2 separate regions of the Mus musculus genome follow, and region 2 is linked to region 1. A link is a loop called in an ENCODE intact Hi-C map of the cell type or tissue named here. Cell type or tissue: gastrocnemius. All regions are shown on one strand. Each heading gives the region's core, and the rest is flanking DNA. Links, peaks and the distances in the headings are about the cores only.

Evidence for each region. Hi-C counts contacts between places; a loop is a spot of excess contacts. Peaks named below come from ENCODE experiments on the same cell type or tissue, not always from the same donor. Only the 100,000 strongest peaks of a DNase experiment are listed, where the experiment ranks them.
Region 2: a loop joins it to region 1, with 12 times the contacts of the local background. A loop is called at or near these places in 7 of 42 quality-filtered maps.

The regions. Positions count from the first base shown.
Region 1 is chr7:27,381,820-27,387,191 of GRCm38, forward strand. All of the region lies in intron 20 of Sptbn4 (spectrin beta, non-erythrocytic 4), which reads right to left. Among named protein-coding and RNA genes, the nearest start is that of Shkbp1, 28 kb to the left of the region's middle. In gastrocnemius, for the core only: a CTCF peak has its summit at 3,173 (motif pointing left); DNase peaks (open chromatin) are centred at 2,536 and 3,130.
Region 2 is chr7:27,300,036-27,305,387 of GRCm38, forward strand. Ltbp4 (latent transforming growth factor beta binding protein 4) reads right to left here. Exons shown (of 30, transcript NM_001113549.1): 30 at 5,106-5,352. Among named protein-coding and RNA genes, the nearest start is that of Gm30543, 27 kb to the right of the region's middle. In gastrocnemius, for the core only: no CTCF peak of the experiment used is centred there; a DNase peak (open chromatin) is centred at 2,346; H3K27ac peaks cover 919 bases.

The DNA.
Region 1 (5,372 bases), core at 172-5,171:
TACGTGCATCCACACCATGATGACATAAACAAGCATGTGTTACACAAAACCATACATCCCTATATGTATATATGTATGTGTCTGTCTATCTATCTATCTATCTATCTATCTATCTATCTATCTATCTATCTATCTATCTATCTCACACACATAAGATGATAGAGAAGACTAAGGAAGACGCCCAGTTTCAGCCTCAGATTCCCTCCTCTGCCACACACACATACAGAAAAATCACACCTGCACACATACCCTAAACACAAAGGCAGCCTGAAACTACATGGGTAAACTCCAGCTCCCTGCTGTAAGAGCCCTGCAACAGCATCCCCAGACAGTGACCCCATGGCCAGGGATGGAGCTGACGTTTCTCTCCCATAGACTCTGGGTATCTAGTTAGTAGACCCCTTTCCTCTGTGAAGGACGGTAAATGGTCCCAAGTACACTAGGCCTTGGCTTGCTTGCCCGGGACCTCACCTCGCCCAAGCTGGGCTCAAACTCATTGTGTAACTAATGATGGCCTTGAACATCAGACTGTGTCTGTGTCCCTTTCCCTCCCTTCCTGCCTCTCCTCTCCCTCTCCCTCCCTCTCTCTCTCAATTTCATATGCATTGGTGTTTTGCCTGCATTTACGTCTATGCCTAACGTGAAGCTGTTGGATCCCCTGAAACTGGAGTTATACAGACAGTTATGAGCTCCCATGTAAGTGCTGGGAACTGAACCCCAGGTCTTCTGGATGACAATCCAGTGCTCTTAACTGCTGAGCCATCTCTCCAGCCCTCTTGCACCTATCTCCAGGCGTGTACCACCACATCCAATGTATGGGGATGCTGGGGATTGGTCCTAGGATTTTATGCATGCTAGGCAGGCCCTCCACCGAGATGCATTACAACTATCCTGTCCTGAAATTACAAGGATCACTAGACACACAAAAGTAGATCAGATTTTTTTTTTGTTTAAAAAAAATGTGGGGGGGCTGGAAAGATGGCTCAGCAGTTAAAAGCACTGGCTGCTTTTCCAGAGGTCCTGAGTTCAATTCCCAGCAACCACATGGTGGCTCACAACCATCTGTAATGGGATCCGATGCCCTCTTCTGGTGGCTCTGAAAACAGTGACAGTGCACTCATATACATTAAATAAATAAACTAGTCCTTTAAAAAAATTGCAAATCCAGCTGGACATGGGTTGTACACACCTACAATCCCAGCACATGGGGTATGTAGCCTGGGCTATAGTCTCAAGAAAAAAGAAAGGTGGGCTGAGGGTAGCCCAGAGGATAAATGGCCTGATTCTAATTCTCAGATCCTACAGTGCAAGGAGAAAACTGATTTTTGAAGGTTTTTCTCTGACCTCCATATGTGTGGCACACACACTACATGCACATACATATATAATAGTAAAGAAAATGTTTTTAAAAAAGAAAAGAAAAAAAGGGTGGGGTGATAGAAATCTGCATCTTATGGTATATATAAGTTATATCATTTTCCCCAAAGCCATTAAAGTTAAAAAAAAAAAAAAAAAAAAAAAGGAAGAGGGCTGGAGTGACTCAGCAGTTAGAAGAGGGCTGGAGTGACTCAGCAGTTAGTTAGGAGCACTCACTGCTATTACAGAAGACCGGAATTCAGTTCCCAGCACTCACATCAGGTAGCTCAAAAGCAACTGGAGGAAGAAGAGAGGGTGAGGAGGAGGAGAAAGAAGAGGGGCAGAGGAGCAGGAGGAGAATGGGATGATGCCAGCTCACACCTTTAATTCCAGGCCTCTGGAGACTGTGGGTCTCTGTGAGTTCAAGGCCAACTTGATCTGCATATTGAGTTTCAGGCCATCTGGAGCTACATAGTGAGTCGCTGTATCAAGAAAGGAAAAAAGGGGCTGGAGAGCTCTCTTCCAGAGGACCCAGGTTCAATTCCTAGCACCCACATGGCAGCTCACAACGGTCTATATCTCCAGTTGCAGGGGATCTGACACCCTCACACAGACATGCATGAAGGCAGGAGACCAATGCAAAATGAAAATGGATAAATCATTCTTTTTAAAGGATAGAAAACAGAAGCGATGGAAGGAAGGAGGGACAGGGTTTGTCTCAGACACCATAACCTGGGCCCCTGCTCATCTCCTTCCTACTTGGATCCACCGTGTCCCGTCCCAGCTCCCAGTTTCAGAAACAGAAGCTCAGAGTAAAAGCTGCAAGAGGCAGAATTTGAAGTCAGCAGCACAGGACCAAAGGCCCGATGCTTACCACGTTTTCCATATTTGGACAATGTGACCCAGGCTCTTGGTCATGCTGTGGGAGAGTGGAGATTTGAATCCTGGATGTCTAAATCAAGCACCAGGACTCTTGCCTTCAGCCATGCTGTGTTAGTGGCAGAATCAGAGTGGGTGAGCAAAGGGATGAGGGGTGAGTCTCCCCAGGTAGAGAGCCCTGCACAGGAAGTGAGCGTGCGGAGGGGCCCTTAGGGCCATGGCTAGGCAGCAGCAGTGCCTACACTGCACGCTCCCTGCTTGTCCCCCAACAGTGGCAGGACAGCAGGAGCCTACATAGCTGAGCCAGACCAGCTGGCGAGGCCCCTGAGGGCTAGCACTCCATCTGGTCTCTCAACCATCTCAAAGGATGGTTGGGCAAAAGGCTCTAAAAAAGGACTCTGGGTTCCATGGCCCGGTCTGGGGATCTGGGAGGAGACATGCCTGCTGCTGCAGTGGCTGAGGAGGGGACACAAAGGCTAAGTCGAGGTCAAAGGAGAGCAAGGGATGGAGTTGTTTTGTTTGTTTTTGTTTTGTTTTTGAGACCGGGTCTCAAGTAGCCCAGGCTGGTCTGAAACTCACTAAGTAGCCCAGGCTAGCCTCCAGCTCCTGACACTCCTCTTTTCTCAGCCTCCCAAGTGCTAAGGTTCCAGGTGTGAACCACCATGCCTGGCAGAGATGGAAAATTCAAAGAGACGGAGTAGAGCAATGTTGGGGGGGAGAGAGGAACGGCACAACAGGGAGAGGAGAGAGGTTCCCCAATATGCATGCCAATTTGAATGGTGGTTCTGTCCCTCCCTCTGTCAGATACCCTGTGCTCAGCTCCCAGGCAGGCCCCAGGGAACAGTGGGACCTTGGGAGGTGCCTCCCACCCTCTCATGAGGCCCAGCTGGGCTCCATCTGGAGGCCAGAGCCCACGCCTGTCTTGAGCGCCCCCTGCTGGGGAAGGAGCCCAGGAGTTCTGTTCTGGCCCTTTCTCTTTATTTTATCTGTATTTTATCCTGTTTTCAGTCTTTACTTGACAAAATGGGACTCCTGCTCCCATCCCATAGTCTGCTGGGATGGCTGGAACTTAGGGGAGGGAGAAACAACTCTGATGAAGCCAGAGACTGCAGATCCTTTCTCTGATCTGTCATCCTTCCCTTCCCTTCCCTTCCCTTCCTTACTTCCTTCCTTTCTCTTAGACGGGATCTTACTGTATATCCCCAAGCTGTCCTGGAATTTTCTCTGTAGACCAGGCTAGCCTCGAACCCACTGCCTCTTCCTGCTGAGTGCTGGGATTAAAGGTGTGCACCACTACACCTGGCCTGTCTCTGATTTTGTTTTGTTTTGGTGTTGTTTGAGATAGGGTCTCATGTAGCCCAGGCTGGGGTCCACTTCCTACATAGCCAAGGATGGTCTTGACCTTCTGACCCCTGTCTTTATGTCCTAAGTGCTGGGATTGCAGGTGTGTGCCACCACCTTACCAAGTCATATGACAACAGGCATGGCCAACAAAGACATGAGGCAGCTTGTTAGTTAAGGGGAAGGTGCACAAACGCACACCTGGGCCCACCACTGCAGAACCTAAGTGTGGCAATGCTGGCGTTGGCTGGAATTCAGGAAACAGCTCATTTCTGGGAGGAAGCATCGTCACCAGAAGCACTCGGGTACCGAGAGAGCCCAGAGTGTCTAGGTTTAGCGCCATATGCCACCCCCAAATACACTTATAAAGTCACATGAGGAGTAGATGCCCCAAATGGGATCTGAGCAGAAACATATGAAGTCATGAATTGTCACCAAATAATGTAATTAAAGTAAAGCTGGAGAGGCTAGCCCAGGACGCTTATTCTCTCGCTTTTCATTTTTGTTTTTGAAACTGGGTATCGTGTAGCCTAGGCTAGTCTTAAACTTGTAGGCGTTCTCTTGCTAGGATGTGTGCCATTACTGCTGGCTCTTTTGTAGCCATTTCTGTTGTTTGAGACAGGGCCTCACAGTGGCTGGCTTCCACCTCACTCTGTAGCCAAGGACAACCACGCACTCTTCCTCCTCTGCACCCCCAAAGTGCGGCAGTTACAGGGGCGCATCACCTCTGCACCTGGACACGCTTCTGATTTGTTTGTTTGTTTGATTTTACAATGTTGAGGATAAAACCAAAGATATCACATAGGCTGGGCCCTGGCCCCCCAATTTTTTTTTTAATTTAAAAATGTTTTTAGCTGGGCGTGGTAGTGCACGCCTTTAGTCCCAGCACTCAGGAGGCAGAGGCAGGCGGATTTATGAGTTTGAGGCCAGCCTGGTCTACAGAGTGAGTTCCAGGACAGCCAGGGCTATACAGAGAAACCCTGTCTCCAAAAACCAAAAAAATTAAAAATTTAAAAAAAAATGTCTTTATGTCAGGCATGGTAACCCACACTTTTAATCTCAACACTAGAGAGGCAAAGACAAGTGGATCTCTGTGAGCTTGAAGCCAGCCTGGTCTACAGAGTGAATTCCAGCCCAGCCAGGGCTCTCTGGTGAGACCCTGTCAAAAAGAAGGAGAAGAAGAAGAAGAAAAAGAGGAAGAAGAAGAAGAAAAAGAGGAAGAAGAAGAAGAAGAAGAAGAAGAAGAAGAAGAAGAAGAAGAAGAAGAAGAAGAAGAAGAAGAAGAAGAAGAAGAAGAAAAAGCACAGGCTGGAGAGATAGTTCAGTGGCTAAGCATGTGTACTGCGCTTCTAGAGGACCCGGGTTCAAGTCCCAGTGCTCTCAACATGTCAGGTGGCCAAGCAACCTGTAACTACAGCTCCGGGGATCCAACACCTCCATCCTCCACAGGCATCCACAAACATGGCACACACGCATACAGATACACACAAGGACATGATTAAAATAAACACATTTTAAAAATAAAACAAACACACACACATACCATACTCACATATACACATGCATACACACATACACATGCACATACCACAAACACACAAACACGCTCACACACATACTCATGCATGCACGTGCGCGCACACACACGCACATGCATACACACTCACACACACACACCATGCAAAGAATCGACATAATGGGTTTTGATATACTTTCAGATGCATAGACATGTGTATATACATATGTACATACAGCTAATACATTTGTATACATACATATTTCATATATACACATAT
Region 2 (5,352 bases), core at 353-5,352, 82 kb before region 1:
AAAAAAGCAGGCTGAGCAAGCCAAGAAGAAGCACCCTCCACGCTCTCTGCTTCAGTTCCTGCCTCCAGGTTCCTGCTTGAGTTTCTGCCCTGATCTCCTGCTATGGACTGTAATCAGAATATATATGCCAACTAAATCATTCCTTCCCAAGTTGCTTTCAGTCAGAAAGTTATGCCACAGCCTTAGGAAGCAAGCTAGAGCAAGCAGCAGTCACCCTTAACTGCTGAGCCACCTCCTCTATCCCTCCCTTCTGCTTTAATGTCATACACATTTCTGAAGTGGGGGACTGACGCAAGCTCCCACTCTGTAACCTGGGCTAGCCTTGAATCTATTATCTATCCCAGACTGATCTCCAACATATGTCAATCCTCCTGCCTCAGCCTCCCAAGTGCTGGGATTAAAGGCATGCACCACCACCACCTGGTTGATCTGGAACTTCTAATTGTCCTGTAGGAATGATTGGCATGTGCCAACACCTGGTCTGTGTGACGCCCGGTATCAAGCATAGTGCTCCCTGCACACCAGGCAAACTCCGCCACTGAGCTGCATCTCCAGTCCTTTCAGCACCTTTAGAAAGATAGTAGTCTGGGAGTTGTGGAGCATGCCTTTAGTTCTACCACAGGTCTATCGTCCTAGTGACTCAGGAGGCAGAGGCAGAGGCAGAGGCAGAGGCAGAGGCAGAGGCAGAGGCAGAGGCAGAGGCAGAGGATCCCTGTGAGTTCAAGGCCATCCTGGTATAAATAGCCTAAGTTCCAGGCTAGTCAGGGTTAACGGCTGAGACTCTGTTTCCAAAAGGGGGAGAGGGGGGATATATTGTGCTGGAGTTATAACTCAGTAACAATGTTTGCTGCCCAGGCTGCTGGGTTCAAGCCGAGCACAGAAAAAGGATGTAGTTTCTATAACGTACTTGAAGTTATTTATAAAGCCATACTCCTCATCCAACAACCCGCCTTCACAGCCCTCCAGGCAGCAGTTGTGCACTGAGTTGGAGTATTCCCTAGTGGCTGGAGAGATGGCTCATCAGGCAGAGTTTGCTTCTCTCACAGATGATCTATCTGAGTTTGGTTCCCAGGATTCATGTTAGGTCTACAGCCCACAATGACCTGTAATAACTCCAGCTCCCGGAGTTCTAATGTCCTCTTCTGGCTTCCATGGGCACACATGTGACACCCACAGACACAAATACATACATGTAAAGTGAAAATAAAAATAAGTCTTTAAGAAAAATAGAATAGCTGGTCATGGTGGCGCACGCCTTTAATCCCAGCACTCGGGAGGCAGAGGCAGGCGGATTTCTGAGTTTGAGGCCAGCCTGGTCTACAGAGTGAGTTCCAGAACAGCCAGGGCCACACAGAGAAACCCTGTCTTGAAAAACCAAAAGACGGGACTGGGGAGATGGCTCAGTGGGTAAGAGCACTGACTGCTCTTCCAGAGGTCCTGAGTTCAAATCCCAGCAACCACGTGGTGACTCACAGCCATCTGTAATGAGATCTGACGCCCCCTTCTGGTGTGTCTGAAGACAGCTACAGTGTACTTATGTATAATAATAAATACATCTTTAAAAAAGAAAAACCAAAAACCGAAAAAACAAAAAACAAAAACACCCCCCAAAACCTTTAATTTCTTAAACTGGGTGGTGGCAGCACATGCCTTTAATCCCAGCACTTGGAAGTAGAAGCAGGTGGATCCTGAGTTCAAGGCTAGTATGATCTACAAAGCAAGTTCTAGAACAGCCAGGGCTGTACAAAGAAACCTGTCCTGAAAAAAAAAATTAACTCCTTGAATAATAACCAGGGTTCAATGATTCAGCTAGCAATGTGGACATCCCGGGACCCAGCCTGTCTATTTTGAGCTCAGTTCTATGAGATAGGGTTTAGTTGTGTAACCCAAGTTAGTCTTAAACTTTGAGGCTCAAATGATCCTTCTGCCTCAGTCCAGATAAGTTGGGACTAAAGACCTGTGTCTTTGTGCCAAGGATTCATATGTTGGTTTATGTTTGTTTTCTTGCTTTTTAGTGGGAAGGGAGTAGGCAGGGTCCCACAGTACAGCTCAGGTCGGGTGGGACTCAGTACATAGCCTAGGGTATCCTCAAACACCTGCAATCCTTCTGCCCCAACCTCGCTGAACTCCTGAATGTTAGGGTTATAAATGGATAATAGCCGTCAGCCTCCTTTTAACACATAGGAGGCATTATTTATGCATAGCAGTTGACACTGTCTCAGGAACCCTGCTCCTCCCTGGAGGGTAACTATATGAGCATTGACCACTAGGAAGCGCGTCTAGCTTTGACTGCACCGGCATATGATGACCATCAGGGGGCGCTGTGGCGCTTGTCACGCGAGCTCAGTGACAAACTGGATTATTTCTTTGGACATTCCAGAGGAGAACGCATTGATCCTGGCCAGCGCCAAAAATCCCAGAGCTAGGGTTGGGGACTAATGTGGGGGATGTAACAAAATAAAACTAGATTCTTGGCTTAGCCTCCAGGCACAGTAGGGGATGCAAGAATGTGTGCAGTGCCACTAAAAGTCGATCATCAAACCTTCCAGCACTGTTGGCCTCCCATCCCCCTTCCAGCCACACCTGTAGAGCAAGGTGGTTGACGGGGGCGGGAAGGAGGACTAACAGGAGCACATGGTGTAAATTGTCTACATCTACAATGGATTTTTTTCCACTTTTTTTTTTTTCAGGTAATATATTTTCCCTTCCCTCCACCCCAGATCCTTCTCACCTCTGCCGTCCCAACTTCATGTTCTCGCCCCTCTTTTCCTCCCCTCCTTCTCTCCCTCTCCTTAAAAACAAACAAACAAACAAACATACATACATACACCAGTAAGACAAAAACTACCGGAATGAAACAAAAAGTTCATAAAAGAAAGCTCATGGGGTCTGTTATGTTATGTGCTCACCTACTACTCCTGGGCATGGATTGAAAAAGAACATTGTGTGTGTGTGTGTGTGTGTGTGTGTGTGTGTGTGTGTGTGCGCGCGCGCGCGCGCGCGCAAAGTCACCTCTTTCCTTCCACTCTGTGGGTTATGGAGATTGCACTCAAGTCCTCGGGCTTGGTGTTAAGAACACTTACTCCTTCACTCTTCCTCCTCCTCCTCCTCCTCCTCCTCCTCCTCCTCCTCCTCCTCCTCCTCCTCCTCCTCCTCCCCCTCCTCCTTATCCTCCTATCTAGAGCTTTCCATAGATTCCCAACGGGATCCAAAGTTCCCCCCAAAATCATCTACCTTTCTCCCTCTCTCCCTCCCTCCCTCCCTCACCTCTCTTTCCCTCTCTCCCTTCCTTTCTCTTCTCATACCCAAAATGACAGCCAGCACTGTCTAACAGAACTTGATGGTACACCACGCAAAAGACATCTAAGAGCTATTTGCCATTCTAGCCTCTAGTCTATTATTCCCATTAATTTAGTTATCTTACATCCCGATGGCAGCCCCCCCACCCCACCCCGCTCCTCTCCTAGGCTTTTGCAAAGCTGCTGCCTCTGGCTAGAGCACGGTCTTCCACTTTATCTTGTGCATGTCCTCTTGTCATTGACATCTCAGCTCTTCAAGAACCCAACCTAGTGGCCACCCCTCAGGGCTGGTTAGTCTGTTTTGGTTCTCAACCCAGATCCAGATTCTATGGTACAGAGTTGTGGGTTGCATGCAAGAGGTTAGTGTTTGGGTTAGGTTAGCTGCCCTGCTGTTAGCTGCTGGGGGCAGGGGGGAAGTGCTGGGATGGGAGGGGTTTTGTAAATTTCTGACTTACTTTGGACAGGTTACTGTCTCAGTTTTTTTTAACCCTCTATTGGCAGGAATGAGGGGCCTTCTGCAGCTAAGCAGGTACTTTACCACTGAGTCCCCCAGCCCCTCACTGGGGAATCCTAGGCAGGGTCTCTACCACTGAGCCCTCAGCCCTGGACTGGGGGATTCTAGGCAGGGGCTCTACCACTGAGACCCCAGCCCTGGACTGGGGGATTCTAGGCAGGGGCTCTACCACTGAGCCATACCCTAGTCCCTCACTGGGGGGGGAGGGGGCATGCTCCTAGGCTTATGCTTCACTGCTTATACCCCCAGCCCATCACTGCTGGATTTTCAGCAGGCAATTTATCATTGGGCCATTCCCTCACTATTTTTAAATTTCATTCTCTCCAGCTTCATTGAATTATAAGTCATACAGCCCTTCATTTGAAGTGTATAATTCAATAGCATTTAGTAAAGTTGTGTGATGCCGGCCTCACTGTAGACAACATGGAGTCGAGCACTTGTGTACTGATACTCCTCTGTTTAAGGTTCTGTTATCCTGAAGGGAATAGAACACAGTCTCCTCCTCTTCCAGAGACAGGTAAGCTCTGGAAGTCCCCAGTGCAAAAATATAGCCAGAGGCCAAGCACTGGTGCTCAGGCCTGGGGTCTCACAGGTGCGCAGGGATGTAGCAGGTGCACAGGTGCAAATCCTTGACAGCAGATACAGAGGAAGGAACTGGGAAACACTGGGAAAATTTGGTAAACAACAAAACCTAAACCGGGCATTCTGGTGCACCTTGTAATCGAGGGAGGCTGAGGGCAGGAGGATCAGAAGTTCAAGTCCAGGTTAGACTACATAATAACCTCTTAAAAGAAAATAAGAGTAAGCTGGGCAGTGGTGGTGCACGCCTTTAATCCCAGCGCTCAGGAGGCAGAGGCGGGTGGATTTCTGAGTTGGAGGCCAACTTGGTCTACAGAGTGAGTTCCAGGACAGCCAGGGCTATTCAGAGAAACCCTGTCTGGAAAACAAACAAAAAGAAGAGAAAAGAAAAGAAAAGAACAAAACAACAGAAAACCTCAAAAACTCTGAAGCATGATTGCTTTAAAGTTTAGGAAGAGAACGACAAGAGGAAACTAAAGAAGACAAGACACAAGACAGAAAGACAGGAGGAGAATGGCCAGAGAGAAAGACGATGAAACGGGGAAGAGAAAGAAACTGAGACTGGAGGCCAAGAGGGACAAAGCTAGACTCAGTGAGAGTCATGGAAAGTGAGTCTCAGTCTTGGCGGCAGGAATGGCGCGTTCCGAGGAGTGACTCAGCGCACAGTGGAGCCAGCTTTTGAGAAAAAGAAAAAGGCAGGCAGAGGCCGAAAGTACAAAATAGGTGTTTTAATTGAAAATTGTATAAAAGGGCAAGAAATGTGTCAGGGGACCCAGGACAGGCCCAGGGCACTGGTGGGAGGGACTGGGCATGACAGGCTGGCACCATAGAAGGCACCCCTCTGTGTCTGTCCATCCTAAGTCGAGACTGTCTGACATCCTTGCACACATGCAGACTAGAGGGAGGGAGGCAGGCGTGCTCTGGAAGCTCCCGGTGCTCAGGTATAGTGGGAGATTTGGC